Regions from separate parts of the Mus musculus genome. Here all the other regions are linked to region 1. The links are chromatin loops, found by intact Hi-C in ENCODE. Cell type or tissue: heart. All regions are shown on one strand.

Region 1 (4,000 bases):
CAGAATTCAGGAGGCAGAGGCTGGAGGATCTCTGTGGGTTTGAAGCCAGCCTGATTAACAGCAAATTTTAGGACAGCCAGGGTTACACGGAAAAACTATCTCAGGGGGAAATAAAAACAAAAGGTAAAGAGCCCACGTGATAATAGATCTCCAGGGAGAGGTACTTGTCACCAAGTGATGGCCTGAGTTCAGTCTCTAGGACTGACTCTTCCTGAGAGGTCTCCTCCATCCTGCACATGCTCAGTGTTGCATGTGAGTATGCACGCGTGTACACACACACAAATTGTCATTGTGAAAACAAATTATTAAAGAAAAGCAGGAGAACCTGAATTTGAATCCCAGCACTCATGTACAAAGCATTCAGAAGCATATATGTATCAACACATGCATGTAATGGTACACATATATGACCCATACAAAAAGTCTTAGAAAGAAAAAGCGAGAATAAAACAGACTTGTATTTTAAAAGGCTACGCCTTAACAGGAGGAAATACACTTGGCTTGATGCACCTAGATATGCTTGGTCAACAGACCACCACTTCCTCCTTCCTCCCCTGAATCTGTAATGGGGGTAGGGTTAGAGGTAAGGGGCTACACTTGATCAAACCATCTTTTTTTTCCTTTTTTGTTTTTTGGGTTTTTTTGGCTTTTTGTTTTGTTTTGTTTTTCAAGACAGGGTTTCTCTGTGCAGCCCTGGCTGTCCTGGAACTCACTCTGTAGACCAGGCTGGCCTCGAACTCAGAAATCCATCTGCCTCTGCCTCCCAAGTGCTGGGATTACAGGTGTGTGCCACCACTGCCCGGCTGATCAAACCATCTTGGGAGCATGCTGAGCAGGGAGCTGTGTTGTTTGGACCATCAGCTTTCAGGCTATGACTAGTTTTGAATTTTATGCGGCAACAGTCTTGATCTGAGTTACTCTATCTTGGATAAAAGTGCCAAGAAGAAATCCATGTCTTGTTTACACAGTCATAGCCAGGCGACTCAATTGTGCTATTAAAAGATATCGACTAGCCTTTAGTCCCAGCACTCAGGTAGATCTCTGTGAGTTCAAAGCCAGCCTGGTAACATAAAACATAAGCGCACCAACCATATCACGTTACTTCTTCACCAAGGGACCGGTATGTGGCAGGCACACTGCTCAGTAGCCTGGTCACATGCCAGGAGCCAAGTCCAGTTCCAATGATCCATCCTGTGATAATAAACTCACGAGTGTGTATAACTGTGTGCCAGGTGACTCGTGGTCTGAAATTTATCATTAGCTATGTTAAGCTTGGAATAAAAGAACCTGTGATTAATGGCCAACCACCAGGAGAAATCGAGATTCCTTGGCAAATTGCAGCCAACGAAACTGACACAGCTTATGACTTTCTTGTCGTTCAGCAAAATCTGACATCGTGGAAAGCCATAGACGTGTCCGTTTATCCTTCTACATGACAGGCTCTCGACAAATCTCCACCCATCCCGATTCTCTGCAGTGTAGGTGTGAGTCCTAGAACCTTCAGGGCAGGGTGACACTAGCTACATCAATGCCTCAAACAACACTATCAACATGGCCCTCGCACCCCAATTCCAGACAGCAGTGAAGGAAGGTGTGAGGGCTCACACCTGTCATCGCAACACACCGGATGCTGAGGCAGGAGGCTGACTGAGCCACGCGCTGAGACCCTATCAGTGCGATGATATCTGTGGGATGGAGGGAGGCTCATTGGGCGCCCTGCGCTTCCCTTTCGCCAGCCTGGAGCCGACTCCCCTACGGCCGCCCGCCGCCAACCCTGCAAACCTCCAGATCCAGGCATCAGTCGAGGAAGGTGTGGGAGAGAGGAGACTCAAGGGAGGACAAGGGGAGCGGATGCTAACAGAAACCACCTGGGAAACACTTCCCAGAATGCTTCGCATCAGCCCGCACAACAGAAGCACGCGCAATGCTCCGAGAATTTGAACTACGCTTCCCAGAATGCTCGGCGTCCGCCGGCCTTCACAGACGCACGCGCAATGCGCAGAGACCCTGGACGACACTTCCCAGAAATCTCCGCGTCAGCTCTCCCGGGTGCCTGCGTGTTTGTGGAACAGTTGAACTACATTTCCGGTAGTGAATGCGGAGAGGCGGATCTTACACTCGTTTCTCCTAGTATATAGCCTCTCTGGAGTGTGTGTGTGTGCGCCACGCAGGTACTTCCCTAGCCCTCTGCGGAACTTTTTATTTAATCTGCGAGACACTGGTGCGCACTGTACAATCCATACTGAATTTACGATGGTCCTCCTGCCTCAGTCTTGCACACTCTCAAATGCTGGGCTAACGTGTGTGCCATGACACCATGCTGCCTCTGAACTTGACACGTCCCACGTGGAAAATTTTTCACCCTGGAAAATTAAGAGTCCTTACCTCATAGGCGGTAATTTGGCCCTACCGTTGTCCTTATATACCTGAGTATATAATATATACTTCTGTGTTTCTCAAAGAAACCAAAATTCTCTCTACACATCACAGCCACACAATCCACTTAACCTCCTGCTAGGCTGCTTCTTCAATGTAACCACAGGTACATTGATAATTCATACTCTCCTCCCTGCCCCTCCAGTTTTCTCCCCACTTCCTTCTATCTTCCACATCAATCTAGATCAATCCACAGGAGAAACAAGTTTTGGTTTGCTTGGTTTTTTTTGTTTGTTTGTTTGTTTGTTTTGTTTTGTTTTGTTTATTTTTCAGAGATTTATTTCTTTTTTTATTTATGTGAGTACAAATAAAGTACAATTAAAAAAAAAGCTAGCTTCAGACACACACTAGAAGAGGGCATCCGATCCCATTACAGATGGTTGTGAGCCACCATGTGGTTGCTGGGAATTGAACTCAGGACCTCTGGCAGTCAGTGCTCTTAACTGCTGAACCATCTCTCAGCCCTGTCTGTCTGTCTGTCTGTCTGTCTGTCTGTTTGTTTGTTTGTTTGTTTGTTTGTTTTTAATTATCCCAAAGGACCACTAGCAAAAGTTTTTTTCATCCAAACAAAATCTCGGCGTATGTGTGTGGCACAGCGGAGATGCTGTAACAGGTATACATAGTAGCAAGGAAAAAGACTAGTTTTTACATGATATGATTGTTGTGACAATTTTGGAGTTTTGGTTTCTTTGAAAAACAGAAATACTATAGGAATGTTTTGATTTTAGCCCCAGGTGAGGAATATGAGGCTGCTTCAGACGGTCCACAGCAGCTGGGATTTGCCTCCTGCTCTAGCAGAGGCGTGATTTTGCCAGCTGCAGGTGGTTTCTGTGCGTGTGTGATGTTTAGAATTCGGGGGACTTTTCAGAGAGGGGTGGGTGTAGGTTGGCTTTTGGTGGCTGTTCAGTGGGGTTGTTGGCAGTTTGTTAGCTGTTGGTCTTTGACTGCTGTTGGTCAAAGTTTGTTAAGTGGTCCTGTGCAAAGAAGAAACAGCAAGACGAATGGCAGAGATCAAAGTTGCCCCCAAGAAATGTGATGCCCTTAATCAGCAGGAAGTAGTCTATCAATAACATCACCCCCTTTCTGACCCCCCCCACCTTATTTAGGGATCACTTTCCTCTCCTTTTTCCTCTCTTATCTAGTGTTACAGGGTTGCAAGGGTGGAGAAGGCTGGAAGAAAGAACCCACAGAGTAGTAGCAAAAGACAGCCGGGGTGCCCCCACAGGCTCATCAGGGAAACTCAGAGTTTTCTGGCAGGACCAGTTCCTGGCTTTAAAGCAGAACCCAATAAGAGCAGCACCTGTTATTTTCATGTGGCCACTTCAGGGGAGCCCCAGGATTGCAATTTTGAGGGAGTGACTTTTAGGCATAACTATCCCTTCCAGACACGTACCCAACAGCAGCACCTAAAGCGCCAATCTTCATCCTCCTAGTTGGAGTCGGGGAGACTATGTTTGGATATTTTGAAAGATAAGCGGGCCCTGGCACTACAGATGTGCAGTTCTGCAGTCAATCCAGGCTTTCTTAAGGACTACTAATCCAGGTGATCCCTTAGCAAATGACA
Region 2 (4,000 bases), 230 kb before region 1:
TACTAGTAGACAAAGAAGGCAACTCTGAGGTGGCACTTGTCCTGTAGAGATGGAAAGGAGAGAGCAGCTGAAGATGGACTTGGAAAGGGGGTGACTTCAACGTGGGGGGGGGGGGCAAATGTCTTTATGCCTTATGGCAAATGCCACGAGGTCACTGGAGGGCTTACCAGGCTGCAGGAGCCAGAGAGACACTTGTGGAGTAGACAAGGAGGGACACATGGCTAGAAAGCAATTGAAGAGGCAGACTCTAGAATTTGGAGTCAAGTTTGGTGAATGGTAGGAGCCAGCAGAAATAAATGATACATACATACCTTAGAGAGCCAGATCCACAGCTTGGTTCAGAGCTGCCGAGTCCCTCAGAGGGAACTCACTTATGTCAATCCCGGGTTATGGGCATCAGATAAATGAAAAAAGAAAAAGAGGTATGCTTAAACTGTGAGGCCGAGAACAGTCAGAGGCATGGAAGGGTCTAGACTGAACGGAGCCATGAGTGGAGAGTGAGTGTGGGGGGAGAGAGTGAAAGAGGAGAGGGAGTTTCGTGACCAAGAAGGTAAACACATATAGTTAGTATATCAAAAGATATGTTTTATTATGCTGAGGGTCATCACACAAAATTCAAACTCTATGTTTCCAACTATCTCCCCAGTGCTGTTCACCTGGGTGATGTATCTTAGCTGAATGTAAAAGTGTTGGAGGTCCAGAACAGAAGTCTCTGATTCGATCTTCAGGATCCTGGGCGGAGAATCTCTATCCATAGGGCAGATCAAGATGGTGCCTCTCCAAATGTGCAGAGCAAAGCATTGCTCTAGGTCTCTGCGTGTATTACTGTCCAGTGGGGTTCTAAGACTGTATCTGGTTATTATGAGGGAGTGATGTCTCTGAGTTCTGGTTATCAGGTGTAGCCTTGGGTGGAGCAGGAGTCCTAAGCTAATTATTTTTTACATGTCTAAAAGGCATTTTAATATGCTAATTATAGGGAGCAAAAAGAGGAGCCAAAGATGGAGAGATCAAAAGTGTGGGAACCAGGAGACCTCGTAGCCAATATGTATGAGTTTATGTTGAAAGGAAAAGCTGGGGAAAGGAGAGGTTCCGGTTAGGGAGTGGGATGCTGGGAGAGCTAGCCAACATTTACCCGGATATGTTAACAGGCACCTTAGCCATTTGTCCTGGGTTTCTTTGAGACCTAACACTGACAGCTATTAAATAAAAAATCAGTTTTTAAAAGATGGGTGTGATAGTTCATACCTTTAATCCCAGCATTTGAGAAGCAGAGGCAGGTGGTCATCTGTAAATTCCAGGCCAGACAGAGTTATATAGTGTGTGGGGGATTGGAGGTGGGGCGATTAGATTTATTTATTTACGGGGTTCTGGGAATCCAACTCGTATCATCATGATTGGCGGCAAAGCGCCTTTATCTGCTGAGCCATTCTGCCCGCATGATTAGAACTTTTTGAACTGTACAACATGGACATCGCTAGTCTTCCAGACTTGGCAGTGTCAAAGCCAGCTTCAATCTTGGCTTACAAGAGGACTTTCCCATTGGCCACCACCCTGAAAGGACTGGGATGGACTGCGCAGCCTCACTCGAGTTCGAGGCCTCGCCCCTTGGCGCTGAGTTCTGACAGCGGCTGCGTAAGCCGCTGAGAGTTCTGGGAATTGTAGTTCCATTGAGCTGATAACCCCCTACTTCCGGGTTTAGCCGGCAGTGCAGCCATTTGTGTGAGTGTGTGTGTGTGTTTGTATGTGTTTGTGTGTGTGCGTGCGTGCGTGTGAGTGTGTGTGTGTGTATGTGTGTGAAGGCGTCTTCTATGGCTCAGCTTTGTGGCTGGGCTCAGTCTACACGGAGCGACCTGGCGGATGCTGACTCGAAGTGGAAGCCAGACCCCCGCCACTCGAGTCATGCCGGGTGTGCTTCAGGATCGGGGCAGGAAGCGGTGAGCACAGTTTCGTTCTGACGCTGAGTCGTGAGTGGCTCAGACCCGCCCCGGTCCTCACCACGGGCTCACGGACGTCCAGGTTGGTGTTAGATGTGGGACGCTTACAGTGGTCGATGTGCGCATGCGCAGGGTCTAGGCGGGAATCTGGACGCGTTGGTGTCAGTGACTTGGGGTTCCTGTGCCTCAGAATAGGACTCAGGGTCTCGGGAGGCTGTAAAGAGTGCACAGTTGTGCGCATGCGCGGATGGTTGGTTTTGTGTGGTGGGACTGTGGGACCGAGGATGTCCAAAAGGATGGAAAACAGGGCCTAGGCAAAGGGCAGATAATTGAAAGGCCCGAGGGGACACTAAGGTGCCTTGCGTTTTAGACAAAAAAGTTTTAAAAGAGGTATTATCGCCACAGAGAGACATTGTGGCGGGGCCTCTAAGGTGACAGGGTGTGTCACCAACAGCTCCTAATAACTGACTCTGGTGGCCCTAGGTGCATATGCAGAATCAGCTCTGAGGGTAGGGAGAGACCCTGAGGGTAGGTGCAGAGGTGGGTGTGACCTGAGCAGTTTCCTCTGTGTACGTACAAAAGTACCAGGAACTCCCCTCCTCCCCTGCGTATTTAGTGGAGAGCCTTCCAATGCACAGACTCTTTTTCCCAAAGAGAGGAACCATGCCACTGTTTCTGTACTAGATCTAAGCCCACACTGTATTCGTGAGCAAGTGTTGGTGTCGGAATCACCAGCCTACGTTCTGAAGACGTGGTTCTCCTACCTGGGCAGACACTGTTCTTGCAAGCCTGGGGGTGTCCTGTTTGTTGGAGATGTATGTGGCTTCTGTTCCTAGACCAGGCATGACAGCCAAGCAGAGCAGTGGCCGCTGTTTAGCCCAGTGAGCCAGTGGGTTTATTGTTGTTCCCTACGGAAGTATGAGTGAAGGGTTTCTTACAGGAGCAGGATGAGTCAGCTATGGCACTGAAAAGCCCACGGGAGTGATGACTCAGGGAAGCTGCGTCTCTGGAGGTGCCTACAAGACTCCAAAGCAGCTCATCTGGGCAGGGTACCTCCTCCTCAGCCTTCGCTGTTGCATGTATAATCTTAAGGAAGGGTGTGTGTGTGTATCTTTAAAGTTTCAGCTTCTGAGATCTTTTAAGTTTTGTTTGCTTCCTGAGTCTTAGGAGCCTCCCTTCTCCTTCTAGGAGGGAGCATTTCGATTCGGAGGAAATGGGTTCACACTAGAGCAGCCTGGAGGTCCTGGTTCTTGAACCAGGAGACCCAGTATTGTTTTCAGTTAATCAGTCCTTTCGACAGTCAAGTACCAGATGGAGGGTGTTAGGCAAGGGCCTAACAGAGGATTCTAGGCAGAAGGCCCTGTGCATGTCAGTGTATTCAATTAGAGAATCTGGAACTGGCACCTGAAACCTGAACACCTTAGAGTTCTTAGATGTTCAAGTTGGGTAGAAACTCCAGCTTGGAGGTAAGGAACCTATGCTTTAAAAGGCTGCCTTCTGGTTGGCAACTGGCTGGGAGAAGGCAGATGCTGTAAGCATCTTTACAGAGTATGTGTTGCTAGGATCTTTGCTGTGGCCTGTTCTGCCTTGAAGCAAGAGAATGCCTGCATTTATAGGAGAGCGGGGTGGAAGACAGGTCCCTTGGCTCTAGCCTAAGTTTGAGGACACCTTGGGAGCCAAGTGTTGAGGACCTAGGACTGGTTCTGGAGCTCCGTGCTCAGACTTAGGTAATGGTGTATTTTAACTACAGCTCTGCAGACATGCAGAACTGGTGGCCTCAGGACCATTGTGGCAGCTGTGACTTGGAGCCACAAGGGGACACAGAGTCCTATAAAAATCCGCCTAGAGCTGGGGTGTAACTCAGCTGGTTAAGTGCTTGCCTAGCACAAAGCCCCAGGTTCCATTTCTGGCACTTCATAAATCCGGTCTGGTGGCACATGACTAAAAAAAGCAGTACTTGGGAGGTAGAGGCAGGAGGATGATGCGTGTGAGGCTAGCCTAGACTACATGAAACCCTGACTCAAAGGATAAGGAATCAAAACCAAAACAAGGAAGAACCCCAGATG
Region 3 (4,000 bases), 62 kb before region 1:
TCAGCTATCTATAGTTCTAAGTATCTACTCTGGTTCCTCCTTAGACCACAACCTTCCTTCTTCCTAAATAATGGTAAATTCCTGCATATGGGAGTAGTTTGCCCTGAGATTTCTAACTCTATGTAGTAGATAATAATGCCTGATTTCTTTCACTATCTCTCTTACAATACTAGAGGCAATTCTGAATGTCACTGAATAGGCAACATTCTTACTGAATTCAAAGCCCTTGGTCGGCTCAAGGACTGCCTAGGATTGATGAGGAATCTAACTTAGCTAAATATCAAAAATGAATCCTTAGAAGCACTTATAATAAAGTAATATTAAGGGAAAGCACACAGATCTGTTTACCAACTAAAGCATGGACATTGGAGCATTCGTTATTCAGGATGCCACAGTTCCAGGAGACTTTTTGCCTCAGGACAGTGCCCAGGTTTTTGGGGCCAGTTGCACGTGTCACTACTGGAGTAGATGTAGCACCTGCCCTGCTGATTTAAGTTCCACTTGCAACCTTCCAGGGACTTTCTATTGCCACCACTGAGAATGTGAAAATTAGGGGATAGGATGGAAGACAGACAGGGACCCCTACATTAAAATAGAACTTACCTGCAAACCAAACTGTAAGACCCACCACCCCATTATACTCAAATCCTAGGACCCTCTTCCCTCCTTATGCAGACTGGGAAGTAGAACTTGATATGTTTATAAAATGATAAATGGGGGTGGGGTGGGGTGGATACGTTCTATAGGGGTGTGGTGAGGTATGGGGGAAGCGGGTGCCTCAACAGGCCCATGCCAAGACATCCCTTCCCACTGTGGAACCAGCCACACGATGGTATAGTATAGAATAGAGTTTATTCAGGGCTTGGGGAGGGGAGTTTAGAGGGTAGTAGGGCAGAGAATGGGAGAGAGAAGTAGAGGAGAAGAGTAGAGGCTGGCCATGAGCACGTGGAGAAAGAGGGGGGAAGGTATGAGGGGACAGAGCAGGAGCAAGACGGGAAGAGCAAAAGAACAAGAGGACAAAAGAAAGAGGAGAGGGCAAGCAACCACTTTTATAGTGGATCCGCCTACCAGGCTGTTGCCAGATAATTGTGGGGAGGAGCATACCTAGGTGTTGCCAGGTAACTGTATGGTGGAGCTTAGACAGAATGTTAACCGAACTCACTAGGGCATCCAGAGCTTACCTATGCTAATCTGACTCAGGAACAGAATTTTCTATCCAGAAGTTGGCAAAACTTGAGACCCTGTTCCCCATAAGCCCCCTGGCTAAAGGGTTGAAAACTGGAGCCAGGATAGTTATGCCCTCTGGTCCTGTTACTGCACCTTCCTACAGCCAAGACAGAGACCTACCCTTTGAGATTTCTAAACCATGGGACTTAGCTGGTAGTCACTATAAAGGTCAATTTTAAATTTCTCAACGAAACAAGGCCAAATATGACTAAAGACTGTTGATTTTGTCTGGACCCACAACTTCCTTTCTAAGCGAGAGTGGTACTTTTACATTTCCCAAAAAGCAATTTCCACCGACCTCACTCTAGTTAAAATAGCTTGGAACCTTCTCGTTCTGGGAAATGTAGTCCCAGAAAAAGCTCCAGACCGATGAACTTCCGCCGAGGCATTCTGGGAATTGTAGTTCTGGAGCCATTAGCAGCTAAGTTTGCTTCAGCTCCAGAAGGCTAGGCTGCCTGGCAGTGCTTCCTTCCAGTGAGGTGAGAGCTTGGAGCATCCCGCAGGCCTTCTGTGCGCTGTGCCCCGGTGTGTCCTCTCAGGGACGAGTTTGCATTCCGGTGTGTCCTCTCAGAGACGAGTTTGCATTCCGGTGTGTCCTCTCAGAGACGAGTTTGCATTCCGGGGAAAAGCGGGGCAGCTGTGGCAGCGACCCGTCCTTTTTAACTGGGTTCTGCCTGAGGCCTCCTGCCCTGATTCCTGGACCCATCTCAGCTGCTGGTGGAACCCCGGGAGAGTCTAGCTTCCCACTGGAGCCTGGCAGAGAAGCTGTGGTGACAGATGGCCAGTGTCATAAAGCCTTAAGTGGCAACTCTTACTTTTATGTGTTTTTGTTTTGATTTGGTTTGGTTTTGCATTTATTTATTTAAGAGGGGAGGGTTGTGTCACAGCTTATGTATGGAGGTCAGAAGACAACTTGTGAGAGTCAGGTCTTTCCTTGCACCGTGTGGTGTTCAGGGACTCGAACTCGCCCCATCAGGCTCAGCTGAAGTCACTTCTACCCACTAAGCCATCTTGCAGGGCTTAGATTTCTATTGGTCATTATCTTCGTGCATGTGGAAAAAGAGACTCTGGAGGCTCTGGCAGGTCAATAATGTTTGCTAATTATGAAGCCTTTTAGAGCAGGATACAGAGAGGTTTAACTTCACTCCCATGTATGGAAACAATAACATGTAAGATAGCTGTCACAATTGACAGACCCTTCTGAGGCTGGTGGTCAGTCATGACACAGCATGCATCAGACTTCTGGGGCTGCTTAAACATTTGTGTTTTCTGGGAAACCCATCACCACAGGCAGCCTTGTGAAGGTAAGAGTGCCCAGCACCCCTGAAGCTTCCAGAAATAGAGAATGTGGTGAGTGAGTCTGGTAACCCGGAGGCTTAGTAGGAAGTAGGCAGAAAAGCCTGGTCAGCGCGCACAGCCCTTGGGGCTGATGGAGAAGCTGAGGAAGCCACGTGGACCAACTGTCCTAGCAGTGTTCTCACGAAGCCTCTCTTCCCCAGCTTGCTTCCCAGAGCCCTGCCTTGTCTCAAAGAGAAGAGAACAATGACCAAGTTACAGGTAAGTCGGGTTGCTTCCCCCATCCCCACAGTGGTAGGGATTGAAAACAGGACTCCTGCATGGCGGGCAAGTGCTCTACACAGAGCCTCTCTGAACTGCATGAAGGAAGAGGGGAAGTTGCTGAGAAGAAAGGTCTGGAAGGAGGAGGGATAAGAGAGGACAGTGGGACATGTGCTCAAAGTGCACTGCACATGGGAAAGTGTACAAGGATGAGTAAAAAGAATTTGAAAAAGTGGGCTGCAGAGATGGCTCAGTAGTTAAGAGCACTGGCTCAGTTTGGTTCCCAGCACTCACACCTGATAGCTTACAACTGCCCGTAACTCCAATTATATGTAATTAGAGGATGTCCAACGCCCTCTTCTGGCCTAATTTTATTTTACAATTAAGTATGAGTTCTTCATACTCGTGTTTATGATTTTTTTCATTTAATAATTTTTCATTAGTATTGGGTTTGTGCTTTGTGAGCATGTCAAGACATGATGTAGACTTCAGAGGACAGCTTTCAGGAGTCTCTCTTCTTCAATCTTGTTGAAGTAGCATCTCTTGGTTTGGGGACTCTGGGACAGGCTGCTCTGTCCTGGTGCTCAGTGGCAGCCATCCTAGCCTAATTGGCAAGTTCTAGGACACTGGAGGACCCTGTCCTAAAAACAAACAAACTACCCTAGACAGCACCTGAGGAAGGACACCAGAAGTTGGATTGTAGCCTATTCATGCGTGCACACATACATGCACACAGAAAAGTGTTCATTCATATTTCCTGCACGGGGCGTCCTGTGCATTCATTTCCTGAACAACCAGGGAGCGTCTGGCTGCCACCAACTGCACGGCTTCTGTGGTTGATCCAATTCAGATGATGAAGGAATGAAGGAAGGACAGACTCACAGACACGTGTACAGACAAGCTGGGATCGAATGAGCCGTGTGCTCTGATAGAGACTCCCCAGCAGCCTAGAAAGACAGTGCATGTATTATACAACGCTGAGCACCCAGGGGCATGATTCAGGAACCTGAAACACTAATGCAAAAGGGAGTGCTTCCCATGGTGGTACCCAGCTCCCCAGCTCCCCAGGGCCATCAGTTCCAGGGAGTAAATGCTTGTTTTTCAACAATAGTGGCTATATTCTCTGTTAATTTGTAGGCAGTAAGTATCCCTGATTCTCTGTATTCTGGCCTAAACTGGACACTTTAAAAATCTTGGGTACTTTAGCAAGTGATTA
Region 4 (4,000 bases), 87 kb after region 1:
CTAGAAACAGCATTGCAGGTCCCAGCTTGCAGGCAGATGGTGTCTCAGGTTCTGGATCGTTCCCCACAAGACCTGATGAGTAGAGTCAACTAGTGATTCCAGAGCAGTGTGCAGAGGGACACTTCACTTGCCTGAAAGGAGGGTGGGTGGTCCCAGTGAACGTCACTTCACTGTGAGGACAGGATCTCCATGGGGGCAGGGGATTAGACTCTGAAGCACTGGGGAGGTCGTCAGGATAATAGGGGAGCAGACAGTTAATTGTGGGGAGGAAGGAGTCCCAGTCTGTGGGGAGAGGGCCTTAGACGGTAAACAGTCATTTATGACCTGACTCATTCCAGCAAGCATCTGTTAGCAGGTCCTTGCCCTCCTTGGTCAGTCGAGTTTGTGGCTGTGGAGAGGTCACTCGGGCCTGAGAGGGGCTAGACAAGCCCCCACACGGCCAGCAAAAGTGCCTCGTCTGTCAGTTCCAGAGTGTGTCACGGGGGCCGGTTGATGTCATTGAGGCCTGGGGTGACGTGGGGAAGGGTTTGAGGGAACCCAGTGTGACTGCCAGACGCTGGGTTTGTAGGTCCTAGGGGGTCACACTGTCTCCACCTCTACTGCTGCTGCTCACAGAAGCCAGCCATAGCCACTCTGTCACTGTGAGGCCAGATTTCAATGAGCCCCTGTGTTTGGAAACAGGAAGATTGCAGATCTGCTCTGCAGGCCACAGTTTGCCAACCTAACCTCTGGAGCCAGAGCAGGCAGCCCCGTAGTGTCCTGTGGGCAGCTGAGCACTCAGGGGTGTCCCTAGAGCACATTCTCTTGTAAAGACCCCAAGACACTTTCCCCGGGGGCCTGGAAACCAATAACACCAGAGGTGGAGAGTGGGTTGCATAGTCCAACAGTCCAGAACATGTTGGTCCACATGTTCTGAAAGTAGGTCTACAGGAACCTAGTGGAACCAGGTAGATAAAAGGGCCCGTGGGAGTGAGCCCCAACATTGTCACCACACATGAATGGGTGATCGAGAGTCCTTCAACAGGGGGACTTGTTGCCTATGGGAAGGAGACTGTCTCGTTTCTATGTGACTGTGCTCCTGTAAGTTATACTCCTGTTGGACCACTTCAATAGTTGCAAATAGCTTTGGTCCCAAAAGAGAGACATAGATTTGTTTCTCACTGGCTTCAGAGGTAGGCAGTGTAAGGTTATCTGGGGACTACCAACACCCTGTGTCTTGTTTTACCATGATTTCCACTAAGTTGCCTTGAAAGTCGGGGTAGCTGCCTTTTAGCCAAGAGGCGGAAGAGGCAAAAGACATGTACCTGTTTCTGTAAAGGGAAGTTTCTGAATGCTTCCAAGCCACCCTTCTGTTGCCACACCATTTGGCACACCTAATTGCAAAAACAGCTTGAGAAGTGTGTTCTGGGTGCTGTGTGTTAACCTCACCAGAATGGAAGAAGTCAGCATAAACAGGAGGCCACTGGCAGCCGGCTGCCGCCACAGCCACACAGCTCCAGTTGCGGCTGTTTGTTCTCTGTGTGTATATGTGTGCGATTACATGCGCATGCATGCAGTACCCAAGGAAGCCAGAAGGGGGCAGTGGTTCCCTAGAGCCAGAGATGCTGGTGAGCATCCTGTGTGGATGCTGGAAGTAGGACTTGGGCCTTCTACAAGAGTCATGTGCACTCTCTCCAGCCTCTGGTTTGTTTGTGGGTTTTGGGTTTGTTGTTAAGAGTGGGTGGGTGGGTGTAATGAGTGCAGGTGTCTGCGGAGGCCGGAAGCACTGGTTACTTTGCGTGTGGAATCGGTGCCTCTCTCCTACCATGTGGGTCCTGAGGATTGATCTTAGGGCAGTCTTGGTGGCAAGCACCTTTACCCACTGAGCGGCCTCCTTTTATGAAGAACCTCATGCAGTCAGGTGAGCCCATGGAGAAACCTTCCCTTTGCACCAAAACCTCCTTGTTCCTTCCAGGTGACCATGTCGGAGTCTGGGCACAGTCAGCCTGGGCTCTACGGGATAGAGCGGCGGCGGCGGTGGAAGGAGCCAGGCTCCAGTGGCCCCCAGAACCTTTCTGGACCTGGTGGTCGGGAGAGAGACTACATTGCCCCCTGGGAAAGAGAGAGACGGGTGAGTGCAGGATTCCAGTTTAGTGGAGCCCCTCCCACCAGCTCAACAAGGTTCCATCCAGGGGCAGTGGACATGTCTGTGTCCAAAGCTGCCCTCGGGCGGCAGGAGGGAGAATAAAGGGGAGGTGGGCTCAGATCCCACAAGGCCCTCACAGGGCTTGGGCTTTGACGAAGAGGAACTGCATTGGAGGCTTGAACCAGAACTGACCTCAGCTCCCATTTTAAGGAGTCGCATGTCACCACCAACAGCACCTAGCATTATGTTCCCCTGCCTCTCTGGATGCTGTGTCTCGGGGAGCTTCCCAGACCCTTGCGTGGACTGTGTCACACATAGCCCTTGGGGAAATGCCCTGGTCTTCCTGCATCTTGTCAGCTGTAATCCCTGAAGAAGCTGCTCTGAATCTTACCTTGGTCTCAGACGGGGCTCCTCTCCAAGTTTTGTACACCCTGCCTTAGATCTGACCTTAGCCTCTTCCTGCAGATCTTTTCTCTCTCTCTCTCTCTCTCTCTCTCTCTCTCTCTCTCTCTCTCTCTCTCTCTCTCTCTGTCTCTCTGTCTGTCTGTCTCTCTCTCTCTCTCTCTCTCTCATCCATCCATTACTTAGATGCCCCGCCTCATGAGCTCAGCTGTCACCCCCACCCTCAGCCTCCATCCTGCAGGTCTTCCCTCAGAGCTGTCCTTGCCAAAGCACTTTGTTCATCCTGGGGTTGTACCGAGCCTATGAACCAATGGAGTGAGCGGGGTTTCAGGAGATACAGGTCCGCTGAGGGTCCAGAGTAACCTCAGGCATAAGCAGGCCTGAAGCTTAGGCCTTGCCCCTCTGACTAGGGGTCTGTCTAGGAAAGTCCGTTAGCCCATGAGAGCAGGGCCGGGCCAAGGCTTGGCAATCAGGGTAGCAAGGATCCCAGTGGCTCCCACAGAGCAGGCATCTGCCACGTGTCAGCTGTCCTACTGGGTAATACATAGGCTGTATACTAGTCCTATGAGGGTGGGACTCCTGCCCCACCCCCACACTTGAACAGATAGGAGTAGGTTACCAGTTACTTAGATTACTGCTCTGCTGCTGGGATGTGTCCCCACCCCATCTGCAAAGCTCCAAGCCCTCACTCCTTCCCATGGGGCTGGTCCAGCAGAGGAGGCTGTTGGGAGTGGTGAGGATGTCAGACTGGAGTCAGGTAGCCGGGTTCTATATGGGTTTCTCAGCCTCATGGGCGTGGTACCAGCATCTGGGTATGTAGGTACTTTTCCTTTACAACCTACTTTTAATAAGTGTCCAACCTCTCCTCTTGTCCACCACCCAGCAGAGGCAGTGGAAGAGAAAAGTTATTAGGCTATGGGGGAAGTGGACCTGCTCAGCAATAGTTCTTTGGGGGCGAGCTCAATCTTCTTTGTCATCAGTTCAGTCCCATAGCAAACACCAAATACAGCTCAGCAGCTGCAGACACCAAAGTCCTCCCGGCAGGCAGACACCAAGCACAAACCAGCAGCTGTAGTTCAATCCTGAGGAAACTGCAAGGTTGGCCAATCAGCCTGAGGGGAGACTACAGAAGCAGCAAGCTGCCGCAGGAACCTCACGAGCCTGCGTTTCTCTCAGTGGTGGAGGCGTTACCACAAGTGGAGGTCAACAACGCAATATAAAGCAAATCAATACAATCGTGCCTTAGCGAAGAATAGCGAGGCAGAACCAATGCTCAGTGCTCGTCCCACAGTCTATAGGGTCATAGCTACACTCCTCCATCGTGAGTCCTTTCACATCTTTGCTGTATCAAAATGTCCTTTCACCTGGGTCTGCTTCAGGAAAACATTCTTTCCCATGTCTGCTTTAGCAAGACATCCTTTCACACATCCTTTGTGTCCCCCAGCAAAACATCATTTGACATAACTGACTTTC
Region 5 (4,000 bases), 180 kb before region 1:
ATCATGCCTGCCTGCTGCCATGTTCCTGCTCTGATAAAGGACTAAACCTCTGAAAGTGTAAGCCAGCCCCCAGTTAAATGCTTCCTTTGGTAAGAGTTGCTTGGACTTGTGGTATCTCTTCAAAGCAATAGAACAGTGACCAAGACAGGAGTTGGTACCAGGGACTGGAGTATTGCTGTGACAAGCCTGACCATGCTGTTTGTTGAAGGAATATGGAAGACTTTAGGACTTTCCACTACAAAATTATTAAGTGCTTTTTGATTAGTAGAGCTTAGTGGGTCATCCTAGGAGGAGAATGCAAGACAAGGGCAATTTGAGCTGGGGGTGGGGGGCAGCTCAAGAAGTTTCAGAGGCAAACAGTACATGGCCTAAACCATTCTAGTCATATACTGAGGAAAAAAAGTGGGTGATTTTTGTCCTCATCCTAAAAATCTGCCTGAAGCTAAGTTGATGAGTTTTGTATTACTGGCATAAGCAGGGGAGATTTCCAGACAGCCTTGTGTTGACTGTGTCTTGTGGTTATTAGCAGTCGCTCTCATGGAGATCCAGCATGAGGAGGAGCAAGCCAGACAGAAAGAACTATGCAGTGTGGAGTGTGAGGAGAAAAGAAGCACCGTGAAGGCTTAAGGAAAAGCCTGATTCTGAATGCTATAAAGGGAGTGCTGACCTCAGGGCAACACCCCACCCAGCGAAGCCTCCAGCCTGTGAGAAGGAAGAGGAAAAGCTTCAGCATGAGGGAGGCCATCAGTTCCAGCTTCAGCATGAGGGAGGCCATCAGTTCCAGCTTCAGCATGAGGGAGGCCATCAGTACAGCTTCAGCATGAGGGAGGCCATCAGTTCCAGCTTCAGCACGAGGAAGGCCATCAGTTCCAGAAAGATAGTGGACATAGAATCGGATGGGGCCAAGGTCCAGACCATCGAGCAGCAGAACATGCCAGCTTTGGCCACTTGGTTCTGGCTTTAGAGTCAAGGATACAAGAAACACTTGGTTCTGGCTTTAGAGTCAAGGATACAAGAAAAGGGTTCTTGAGCCTCCCTTAGTAATGAAGGAAATGCCCTGAAGGCAGTTGTAGTATAGGAGAGTTCCTGCATAGTGGCCAAGAGAGGGCATTGAGTGAAGCTGTGAACCTGGATTATGTCGGAGACCACAAGATGTTGAAGATGCCAGAACTATGGGATCCCAGCTGCAGAGAGCTGCAGACTGAGGTGAAACCAGCCTGAGAGAGACAAGTGTGTTACAGCCAACATAGCCGAAAGAGTAAAGCATCTGAAGAGTGCTTTGACATCAGCATGGAGATGCAGAGTTTGGCCTCCACCTTTGGTTTTTAGTCTTGCTATGGTCCAGTGTTTCCTCACTATACTGCCTTCCCATTAAGAAATGGTAAAGTATATTTTATGCCATAACACATTGGATTATGTGGTCTGCTTTTTGATTTTGATTTTACAGGGAATTACAATGAAGAGATTGTCATGAGTATCATAAAAGTTTGACATTTAGATTTTTAAAAAATATTGGGATTGCAATAGATGGTGGGGACTTTTGAAGTTGGGCTGAACGCATTTGGCATTATGATATGGGCAAAGGCTTATCGAGACAGGTAGCAGAGTGTGATGGTTTGACTAACAGTGGCCCCCATACATCTATGTATTTGAATGATTGGAAATAGCAGGGAGCCATGCTTTCTGCCATGTTAATGGACTAAGCCTCTGAAACAAGCTTTGATCATGGTGTCTCTTCATAGCAGTAGAATAGTGACCCAGACACCCTGTGCTCTACCATCACTCCCACAGCCTGTGACTGGAGGATTCTATTCAGGGACTCTGCCTCTGCTGCTGAATCAGGCTCCTATAGCTGAGCAGTTGAAGTTTTAGCTTTTATAATATAATATAAAATGAGACTTCAGTGTTCTTAAAAAGGACCCACAGCTGGGCATGGTGGTGCTTACCTCTTATCCCAGCACCCGGGAGCGAGAGACAAAGGGATCTCTCAGTTTGAGGCCAGCCTGATCTACAAACAGAATTCCAGGAGATCCAGGGCTACGCAGAGAAACTGCCTCGGGGAAAAAACAAAACAAAACAAAACAGAACAGAAATAAAAAAGTATCCATAGATGTCTTACATGGCATTTCAAAAATAAAGAAACCGAAAAGCACCCCCGGTGAGCGAGCTCCCAAAAAGCGATTTCTAAGGCTCACATGCCAGTTAAAAGAGCTTGGAACATATGGAGGCTTTAGTAGTCTGGGGAATGTAGTCCCGGAAAAAGCACAGAGCTAGGCGCTTCCGCTGACGCATTCTGGGAATTGTAGTTCCAGCGCCAGTGACGGCTGAGGTGACTTCCGCTGCCGCAAGGCCAGGCTCCCTGGCAGTACTTCTGATGAGGTGACATCCTGCAGCGTTCCGCGACCCTTCTGTGTGCTGGTGTTTCGGTGTGTCTTCTCGGGGACCGAGTCTGCATCTCCGGGGAGAAGAGGGGCACCGCTGGCGTCGGCCGGTCCTCTCTAGCTGGGCTCTGCTTGAGACGGCGCTGCCCAGGATTCCTGGACCCGTCTCAGCTGCTTGTGGAGCCCTGGAGAGAGTCTAGCTTCCCACGGGAGTCTGTCAGAGGAACGGTGATGGCAGATAGCAGTGTCCTAAAGCCTTAAGTGGTATGCAACTCTGGTTTTGATGTGCTCTTTTTGCATATATTTCATTGTTTATTTACTTAAAGAGTGGGACGTTCCATAGCTGATAAAAGGAATAGGTCAGAAAACTACCTGTGGGAGTAGGGTCACTCCTTCCACCACGTGGGCTTCAGAGTCTTGAACTCAGGTGGTCAGCCTCAGCAGCAGTCGCTCATACCCTTTGAGCCATATCGCAAGGCCAAACTCCCCTTTCCTTAGAGAGGGTTTAGCTTTTTATTGGTGATTATCTTCATGTATGTGGGAAAAGAAACTTGGTGGGGGCTCTTGCAGATGAGCAACGTTTACTAGAATTTAAAATTTTTAGAAGGAGAGAATATGGGGGTGGGGATTTCACTACTGTGTAAGGAAATAGTTATATGTAAGATAGCTGTCACATTAACAGACCCTTAGATAGTGGTGGTCAGTTATGACACAGCGTTCATCAGAGAGCTCGAGACTTCTTAAACATTTGTTTTTATGGAAAGCCCATCACTACAGGCAGCATTGTGAAGGTGCGAGTACACGGCATCCCTGAAGCTGCCAGAAATAGAGAATTGTGGGCTTGTCTAACCCTTTGCTGTGAGTGAAGTGAGGCACGCATGACCTGGTAACCTGGAGCCTTACACTACTGATTAGCAGGAAGCAGGTAGAAAAGCCTGGTCAACCTGCACAGCCCTTGGGGCTGATGGAGAAGCTGAGGAAGCCATGTGGACCAACTGTCCTAGCAGTGTTCTCACGAAGCCCCTCTTCCCCAGCTTGCTTCCCAGAGCCCTGCCTTGTCTCAAAGAGAAGAGAACAATGACCAAGTTACAGGTAAGTTGGGTTGCTTCCCCCATCCCCACAGTGCTAGGGATTGGAAACATGATCCCTGCATGCTGGGCAAGTGCTCTACACAGAGCCTCTCTGAACTGCATGAAGGAAGAGGGGAAGTTGCTGAGAAGAAAGGTCTGGAAGGAGGAGGGATAAGAGAGGACAGTGGGACATGTGCTCAAAGTGCACTGCACTTGGGAAAGTGTACAAGGATGAGTAAAAAGAATTTGAAAAAGTGGGCTGGAGTGATGGCTCAGTAGTTAAGAGCACTAGCTCAGTTTGGTTCCCAGCACTCACACCTGATAGCTTACAACTGCCTGTAACTCCAATTATATGTAATTAGAGGATGTTCAACGCTCTCTTCTAGCCTCCCAGGGCACCTGCACACACACACATCTACACACAAACAGATGGTGTACACATACATTTTAAAATCCCTTTAGTTCATTTACATTTAAAAAAATGACATTTTCCACTATTTGCCTAATTTTATTGTACAATTCAGTATGAGGTCTCCATACTCATGTGGG
Region 6 (4,000 bases), 70 kb after region 1:
TCTCGCTGAAGGAACCAGGTCCGAGCGACGGGAGGTGCTGCCCCCTGGTGGACACCTGGGAAGATGCCGTTTCCTCCTGATTGCAGAGACTGTGCCAGAAGAGGGTACAGGGTGCTGCTCACCAATCCACCCTCATACTTTGTAATAAATGGTAAACGAAGACAGCAGCTGCCATTTCTTTCCAAACACTTCAAATTTTGCTGCGGGAGGCACCTGCCCTGTCCCCAGTCTCCGTTTCCCCAACTGTAGAGGGGTCTGGTGGCATATGCTTCTCCGTATAGTCTCACAACTCAGGAGGCTGGTGGACTCAGGAAGCAGATGGACTCGGGAGGTGGAGGCAGGAGGATCTCTGTGAGTTCAAGACCAGTATAATCTAGTCTACATAGTGAGCTCCAGGACAGCTAGGGATATATACTAAAACCTGGTCTCAAAACAACCAAACAAAAACAAAATTAGTGGAAGAAGGCAGGAAGAAATTGAGTTTGGGAATAGCCTCAGCTAAATTGGGGGGGGGGGTGCTAGCCTCACCTATTTTCCCAACACTTATAAGGTAGAAGCAGGATTAGGAGTTCAAGGCCAGCCTCAGTCACATGAGATCTTGACTCAAAAATAACAAAATGGGTTGGTGCAACGGCTCAGTAGGTACAGGAACTTGCAGCCAAGCCTGACAACCTGAGTTCGATCCCCAGGACCAGCAGGGTAGGTAGAGGAGAGACATGACTCCCACAAGCTATCATCCTCTGATATGTGTATAATGCCATGTCCCACCCGCCACCCACCAATAAATACATGTTAAAAAGAAAGAAAGAAAGAAAGAAAGAAAGAAAAAAGCCAAGTCCCCTGAAGTACCTGCCCGCAGCTTTCTAACACCGGAGTGGTTGAAATCAACACCCTGATAGTTCTGAAGCCAGAGCAAAGGGTTTGAATTCAGGCAGACAGGCATCAAGATCCTTATTCTGCCCTCTACTTGCTGTGTGACCTGGAAAAGTGGCTGCCCTTCTCTGAACATTTTACTTCACCTGTGAGATGTCGTGTCTCCATGGAACTGCTGTGATGGTGTAAGGAAACAGTGCCACGGGGCAGGGGGCGGAGGGGGGGTCGTGTCAGGGTTAGTATTGTCCCGAGCGTGAGGGATCATTTGGTCCAGTGTTAATCATTTCCACACTCGGTGTGTGGCCACCCCGTCCTTCTTGACTTCTCCCTAGTCATTCACACCTACCCTGGTCCTAGCCTCCAAGTCACACACCGAGAGATGAGCAAGCACCCACAGGGCGGCACACAGCAATGTCATAACCGCTCAGTGGAGCTGGCTGGGTCCTGGGATGGCAGAGCACCTACCGTGTGCCCATATTTTTGAGCCCCACTTTTCTTTTTGTAGTGTTTTGGTTTTGTTTTGTTGATGTGTCTCTGCGTATGTTCTGGAGTACCTATGCACGTGGAGGCACGGGTCAAGCTTGGGCTTGATCCTCAGACTCTAGTCCACCTTTTTTTTTTTTTTTTTTTTTTTTTAATCTGTTTCTGAGGTCTCACCATGGAGCCCTGGCTTTCCTGGAACTCATTATGTAAACCAGGCCAGGCACTAGATCCACCTGCCTCTGCCTCCCAAGTGCTGGGGTTAAAGGTACTCATCGCTAGGTCCAGCCCCCACCTTTCTTTTCTCTTTCTTTTGAGCCAAGACGTGTCACTGGAATGGAACACACCACACGATTCATGGTCAGAGAGCAGCAGGCATTAGCCTGGGCCTGCCTTCTCGGGCACCCGCAGCCTGGCTGTTCTCACATGGGTTCAGGGACCCATGCCTCGTGCTTGATCCCATGCACTGTGCCAGCTGAGGGAGCTCCCTAGCCCTGCTGTTGTACTTGAGACAGGGTCTCATTATGTCACCCTGGCTACCCTGGTACTTTGTAGTCCAGGCCAACCTTGAACTCAATCCTTGTGCCTCAGCCTCCTGAGTACTGGGATTACTGTCATGTATGACCTCTGGCTAAGTATTTTTTTAATACATCATGTGTGTGTGTGTGTGTGTGTGTGTACACGTGCACGTGTGCATGCGTGCACCCAGGTGCATCATGGGCACACATGGAGATCTGAGGGCAGCTTGCCATAGTCAGTTCTTTCCTTCTACTATGTAAGGCTTGGTGACAAGCGCCTTGGCTCATGAGGTCTCTTGTCAGTCCAGCCACCTTGCTCTTTGTAAACCCTCAGCCGCCGCCACCAGGCCTCAACTTCCCCATTTCACAGATCTAGAAATTGAGTTTGCAGGGCATGCAGGCCTGGTCCAAGGTTCTAGCCAGGAAGCCACACATCCGGCTGCAGAGCCCAACTTCCCAGCCGTCCTGTCCCCTGGCTGGTCTGCCTGCCTGCCCTGCCCCAAGTGAGTCAGAGACCAGTGGCCTTGGGTCTGGGGCCCGGGCCTGCATTCCTGCTCCCCAGGCTGACTCATCCTGGCTTGGAAGGGGATGCCCAGGCTTCGAGTCATTCTGGCTGAGCTATCTTTGGATTTCCCTCCAAGTCCTCTGTCAGTCTCGTCCCTGTGCTAAATTGGACTGTCTACCACCCACTGCCTCCGCTGTCCCTTCCTCTGATTGCCGGCTCACCTGGAGGCCAAGCAGTGGTTCCAGAAAGAGACTGGAGGGGTTCCAAAGTTGTCTGTCCCCTGAGAGAAGCCCTCAGGCCTAGGCCATGTCTTGTCGACTCCTTTGGAAGCACTGTTCCCCTCCAGATTGCCTTCAGCTGGCTACTCCTCCTTTAGGGACTTAGATGTCCTCTCCTCCAGGAAGCCCGCTCTGGTATCCTGTCCTGTCATAATAATATTGATTGGGCCAAACACCATGTTAAACTCTTTATGTGGCTCTCAAACAGAGGGAAAGAGGACACGTTAGGGTGTGAGTTTGTCACATGAGCTAACTGACTCACAGACAGATTAATAAATCCGCACAGGCCAGAGTTGTAGCTCAGTGGAAGAGTGCTTGCTTAGTGTGTGCCAAACCCAGGGTTCAAATTCTGACACTAGACAAAAATTTTTGGAAGTCAAAAAAAACCTGTCGAAGCCATAGCAAAGAGAGAGGGGAAGATGGAGGTACATGCCTGTAACCCCAGAAGTTAGAGGGCTGGAGGAGGAGGAGGAGGAGGAGGATCACAAGCTGAGGGCCAGCCTGTGCTACAGAATGAGATTTTATCTCTTAATAAGGAAACAAGGGGTTATGGGGATCGGGGATGTGGTCCTGCACCCCATTGCTTTGCCAAGCAGTTGCTCTGTCAGCTAGTAGATTATATTTTAGTGTTGTTCATTCTCTGTGCTCTGCTTCTGGACTCTTTAACTCGGGAGATGGGAACAAGTGCCTCCTCACCCCCATCCCAGGATGCCAATGATAAACCACAGTATGAGCCTGCCAAGGTCCAACTGGGGAACCCGTGAGTTTGCTGGGTTTATTACAGGGCCTGAATGGGGGCTTACTGTAGGGGTGTGGGTAACCCAAAAGCAGCCATGCCACTTGGGGGGGGAGTCTAGTCCCAGCTCAAAGGATGGCTTCCTCACAACTCCACAGATGGGGTATCCTTTCAGCCAGCCTTCCCCAGTCTGTACTCCTGAGGCCATAAGGTCCTGTACCATTAGGGCAGAAGTACAGATGGCCAGAGGTACAGCACGGGGAGGCTGGGATTTGGGGTGAGGGTCCAGTGCGTGGCTCCAAGCCTCCTTCTATGGGGCGACAGACAGTGGGACCAGTCTCCAGGGCCTTCAGCAAGTGTTCAGAGCTGCTCTGCTCAAGAAAGGGCCATTATGCTTGGAGTCTAGCTGGCTTTCTACAACATTTCCCAGCATATCAGGGCCCTCAGTAAATGTCCCCCCCCCAAAAAAAAACCCACATTTTATATATCTGGGTAGCCAGGAGCATGCTGCCTTCAGAGAAATCAGATGAGGAGGTGGGATGGGGAAACAGCTCAGTGGTACAGTGCCTGCCTAGTGTGTGCCAACTCCTGGATTCCATCCACAGCAGCA
Region 7 (4,000 bases), 110 kb before region 1:
AGGAAAGTTCAGAAAACTGCCATTTTTAATCAGTTACCAAAGTACCCCCAAATTTTTAAGTGCCCAGTTTAGGCCAGAATACAGAGAATCAGGGATACCTGGTGACTACAAATTACGTGTGAAAATCACCACTGTTGCTAGCAAAACAAGCGTCTAGTCCCTGGAGCTGAGGGTACTGTGTAGCTGGGGAGCTTGGCTGAACTCCATGTAAAATACCCGTGCATTTGTATTCATGCTGCAGTTTCCTGAATCATGGCTCCTGGGTGCTCAGCGGTGTCTAATATATGCGCTGAGTTTCAGGGCTGCTGGTGTGTCTCCATCATAGCACACAGCTCATTCGATCCCAGCTTGTCTGTACACGTGTCTGTGTGTTTGTCCTTTCTTCATCACCATGGCAGCCGTACACTCTCCCTGGTTGCTCAGGAAATGAATCCTCAGGACACCCCGTGCAGGAAGTGAGGGCGAGCAGAAGTCTGTGCGTGTGTGCCCACATGTCTGCACGCATGCACGTATATTTATGCACAGCATGTAGAGGTTGGAGGACAATCTCTGGTGCTCTTCCTCAGGTACTATCCACCTTTTTTGTTGCTGTTGTTTTAGAGTCAGGGTCTTTCTGTGGCTTAGAACTTGCCAAAAAAAAGGTAGGATGGCTGCCAATGAGCACCAGGACCTGTCTCCACAGAGTCCCAGAAACAGGAGACTCTGTTTCAGCAAGGTGGAAGAAGAAAGCCCAACTTCCAAAAGATGACCTTAGCATGGTTACAATTCCTTTATTTCATCATCATCATGATGCAAAATTTTAAAGTGAAAAAATTCATAAATCACATGAATAGGGAAGACTTGTATTTATTTGCAGAATAAAATTAGGCAAACTTTGGAAAATGATGTCACCTTTAAAATATAAGTGAACTTAACAGTTTTTTAAATGTATGTGTGTCTGTGTGTATATATGTGTGCAGGTCCCTGGGAAGTTAGGAAAGGGCACTGGACACCCTGGAGTTGGAGTTACAGGCAGTTGTAAACTATCAGATGTGGCTGCTGGGAACCAAACTGCCCTTAACTACTGAGCCATCTCTCCAACCCACTTTCTCTAGTTCAACTTATTTTACTTATCCTTGTACACTTTCTCGTGTGCAGTGCACTTTGAGCACATGTCCCACCGTCCTCTTATCCCTCCTCCTTCCAGACCTTCCTTCTCAGCAACTTCCCCTCTTCCTTCATGCAGTTCAGAGAGGCTCTGTGTAGAGCACTTGCCCAGCATGCAGGGGTCCTGTTTCCAATCCCTAGCACTGCGGGGAATGGGGGAAGCAACCCGACTTACCTGTAACTTGGTCATTGTTCTCTTCTCTTTGAGACAAGGCAGGGCTCTGGGAAGCAAGCTGGGGAAGAGGGGCTTCGTGAGAACACTGCTAGGACAGTTGGTCCACATGGCTTCCTCAGCTTCTCCATCAGCCCCAAGGGCTGTGCGCGCTGACCAGGCTTTTCTGCCTACTTCCTACTAAGCCTCCGGGTTACCAGACTCACTCACCACATTCTCTATTTCTGGAAGCTCAGGGGTGCTGGGCACTCTTACCTTCACAAGGCTGCTGTGGTGATGGGTTTTCCAAAAAAACCAAATGTTTAAGATGCATGCTGTGTCTTGACTGACCACCACTCTCAGAAGGGTCTGTCAATTGTGACAGCTATCTTACATGTTACTGTTTGCATACATGGGAGTGAAATTATCCCTCTGTCTTGCTGTAAAAGGCTTAATTACTAGTAATCATTGCTCATTTGCAAGAGCCTCCACAAAGTCTCTTTTCCCACGTGCATAAAGATAACGACCTATAAAAACCTAAAGCTCAGCAGATAAAGGCCACTGTCGCTGAAACTGATCCCCTGAGTCTCTGGACCCCACACAGTGGAAGAAGTGACTGAACTTCCAAAAGTTGCTTTCTGATCTTGTCAGTATACAAGCTGTGGCACGCCTACCTCTCAAAGTAAGTAAGTCATATTATATCGCATCGCATCGCATCGCATCGCATCGCATCGCATCGCATCACCACATCACAACCAGAGTTGCATACTACTTAAGGCTTTAGGGCACTGCTATCTGCCATCACCGTTCCTCTGATAGACTCCAGTGGAAAGCTAGACTCTCCCTGGGGCTCCACAAGCAGCTGAGATGGGTCCAATAATCCTGAGCAGCGCCACTTCAGGAAGGGCCCAAGAAAGAGGAGTGCCCCCCCCCCACCCCATCCCTCCGCCTCTCACTTCTCCCCAGCAGCGGACTCGGTCCCCGAGGAGGCATACCAGGAGCAAGGGCGTACAGGGCCACAGAAAAGCTTCAGGATCTCACTTCACCAGAAGTACCACCAGGCCGCCTTGGTTTGCGGAAGTGGAAGCGACTTTGGCAGCCTCTGGAGCGGGAATTACCATTCCCAGAATGCCTCAGTGGAAGCACCTAGCTCTGGTGCTCTTTTGGGACTACATTTCCCAGAATGCTAAAGTTTGGTTAACCGCCTAGCTGTTTTAACAGCTGTTAGGTAGTTAGGTCCTTGGATATAGCTTTTTTGGAAACTTGTTCTCCTGAGTTGCTTTTCGGGATTTGGGAGTTTTTGGTTTTTGTTTTTGTTTGTTTGTTATTCATTTGTAAAATGGCATGAAAGACAATTGTAGTAAGTTGTTGGTGGTGGTCGCTTTTTTTCTCCCCTCACCCCCACCCCAGGTAGAGATTCTCTGTGTAGCCCTGGCTGTCCTGGAACTGCCTCTGTAATCCAGGGTGGCATCGAATTCATAAACCTCCCTGCCTCTGCCTCCCAAGTACTGGTATTAAGGGCATGGGACACCAAGTCCTGCTGTGGATACTTTTTAAAACATTGAAGCCCCACTGTTGTGATTATAATAAGATATAGAGGTAAAAAAAAATGTGTTCTATGGGGTGTGGTGAGGTGTGGGGGAGGGGGTCCCTCAGCGAGCCCAAGCCAAGGCATCCCTTTCCTCAGAGGGACCAGTGACATGACGATATAGCATAGAATAGAGTTTATTTAGGGCATGGGGAGGGGAGTTAAGAGAGTAGTAGAGGCAGAGAAAGGCAGAGAGAAGGAGAGAGTAGAGAAGTAGAGGCTGGCCATGATCACGCGGAGAGAGCAGAGGGAAGGAAATGGGGAGGGAGGGGGGGCAAGAGGGCAAGAGGCAAGAGAGAGAGGCAAGAGTAGGAGAGTAAGAGCGAGTAAGAGAGGGATGAGGGGGCAAGCAGCCCCTTTTCTAGCGGGCCAGGCCTACCTGGCTGTTGCCAGGTAACTGTGGGGGTGGAGTTCAGACAGAATACCAACATCCATATTATACTGCATTATAAAAGCTAGAACTTCAGTTGTGAAGCTATAGGCGCTTGACTGAGCAGCAAAGTCCGAATCCCTTCACAGAATCCCGTGAGATGTGAGGGGACACCCGCCTAGAATCTTCTAGAGAGGGGCTGGGAAAATGACCTGGTAGTAGAATACAGACTATTTTTGTCACTGTTAAGTTGCTGTGAAGAAGCACCATGACCAAGATATAGAGAGGCAACTCTTAAGATAGAGAGCTTTTATTTGGGGGCTTGTTTAGTGCATTATCATCACAGTAGGAAGCATGACACCAGGCTATGAAGAACCATTCAAATATTTGAACTTTGGGCAGAGGCTACTCTTATCCAAACCACCACACCCCACTCCCTAGTCCCCATAGGGTTATAGGTACAACATAATGCCTATGGCCAGCAAAACTGCTTGGCAGATAAAGGCATTTGCCCAACCAAGTTCAAGGACCTGAGTTCAGTCCTTGAAATACACATAGTGGAAAGAGGGAACTGACCCCTGTAAATTTCCTTTGACCTCCACCAAAGTTGCTGTAGCACACTGATGCACACACACACACACACAATTAGTTAATTAGTTAGTAAATTAATAAAAATAAACTACTACAAATTATAAGAAGATTATTATTTTGTCTCCGTTTCACTGAAAATCCACTTCAGAGCCCA

The links. Hi-C counts contacts between places; a loop is a spot of excess contacts. Peaks named below come from ENCODE experiments on the same cell type or tissue, not always from the same donor. Only the 100,000 strongest peaks of a DNase experiment are listed, where the experiment ranks them.
Region 2: a loop joins it to region 1, with 8 times the contacts of the local background. A loop is called at or near these places in 5 of 42 quality-filtered maps.
Region 3: it touches region 1 in a loop (3-fold over the local background); 6 of 42 quality-filtered maps call a loop at or near these places.
Region 4: it touches region 1 in a loop (2.1-fold over the local background); 4 of 42 quality-filtered maps call a loop at or near these places.
Region 5: a loop joins it to region 1, with 11 times the contacts of the local background. A loop is called at or near these places in 6 of 42 quality-filtered maps.
Region 6: a loop joins it to region 1, with 2.0 times the contacts of the local background. A loop is called at or near these places in 4 of 42 quality-filtered maps.
Region 7: a loop joins it to region 1, with 3 times the contacts of the local background. A loop is called at or near these places in 4 of 42 quality-filtered maps.

The regions. Positions count from the first base shown.
Region 1 is chr7:24,314,737-24,318,736 of GRCm38, forward strand. Zfp94 (zinc finger protein 94) reads right to left here and starts at 1,930. Exons shown (of 6, transcript NM_001199321.1): 1 at 1,783-1,930. It also overlaps the pseudogene Gm44513. In heart, no CTCF peak of the experiment used is centred here; a DNase peak (open chromatin) is centred at 1,925; H3K4me3 peaks cover 1,612 bases; H3K27ac peaks cover 1,371 bases.
Region 2 is chr7:24,080,223-24,084,222 of GRCm38, forward strand. Zfp180 (zinc finger protein 180) reads left to right here and starts at 1,675. Exons shown (of 5, transcript NM_001045486.2): 1 at 1,675-2,016. In heart, no CTCF peak of the experiment used is centred here; DNase peaks (open chromatin) are centred at 1,589 and 2,019; H3K4me3 peaks cover 2,067 bases; H3K27ac peaks cover 1,941 bases.
Region 3 is chr7:24,253,107-24,257,106 of GRCm38, forward strand. Zfp108 (zinc finger protein 108) reads left to right here and starts at 1,688. Exons shown (of 4, transcript NM_018791.2): 1 at 1,688-1,816; 2 at 2,727-2,784. The coding sequence starts at 2,770. In heart, no CTCF peak of the experiment used is centred here; a DNase peak (open chromatin) is centred at 1,645; H3K4me3 peaks cover 1,404 bases; H3K27ac peaks cover 1,164 bases.
Region 4 is chr7:24,401,438-24,405,437 of GRCm38, forward strand. It overlaps Smg9 (smg-9 homolog, nonsense mediated mRNA decay factor (C. elegans)), which reads left to right. Exons shown (of 14, transcript NM_028047.2): 2 at 1,955-2,110. The coding sequence starts at 1,961. Among named protein-coding and RNA genes, the nearest start is that of Smg9, 3.8 kb to the left of the region's middle. In heart, a CTCF peak has its summit at 1,570 (motif pointing right); no DNase peak of the experiment used is centred here.
Region 5 is chr7:24,131,843-24,135,842 of GRCm38, forward strand. It overlaps Zfp235 (zinc finger protein 235), which reads left to right and starts at 530. Exons shown (of 5, transcript NM_019941.3): 1 at 530-1,381; 2 at 2,307-2,645; 3 at 3,416-3,473. The coding sequence starts at 3,459. In heart, no CTCF peak of the experiment used is centred here; a DNase peak (open chromatin) is centred at 2,309; H3K4me3 peaks cover 1,761 bases; H3K27ac peaks cover 1,325 bases.
Region 6 is chr7:24,385,049-24,389,048 of GRCm38, forward strand. It overlaps Kcnn4 (potassium intermediate/small conductance calcium-activated channel, subfamily N, member 4), which reads left to right. Exons shown (of 9, transcript NM_008433.4): 9 at 1-164. Among named protein-coding and RNA genes, the nearest start is that of Smg9, 13 kb to the right of the region's middle. In heart, no CTCF peak of the experiment used is centred here; a DNase peak (open chromatin) is centred at 2,273; H3K27ac peaks cover 282 bases.
Region 7 is chr7:24,205,737-24,209,736 of GRCm38, forward strand. It overlaps Zfp111 (zinc finger protein 111), which reads right to left and starts at 2,413. Exons shown (of 4, transcript NM_019940.2): 1 at 2,293-2,413; 2 at 1,322-1,379. The coding sequence starts at 1,336. In heart, no CTCF peak of the experiment used is centred here; a DNase peak (open chromatin) is centred at 2,395; H3K4me3 peaks cover 1,367 bases; H3K27ac peaks cover 819 bases.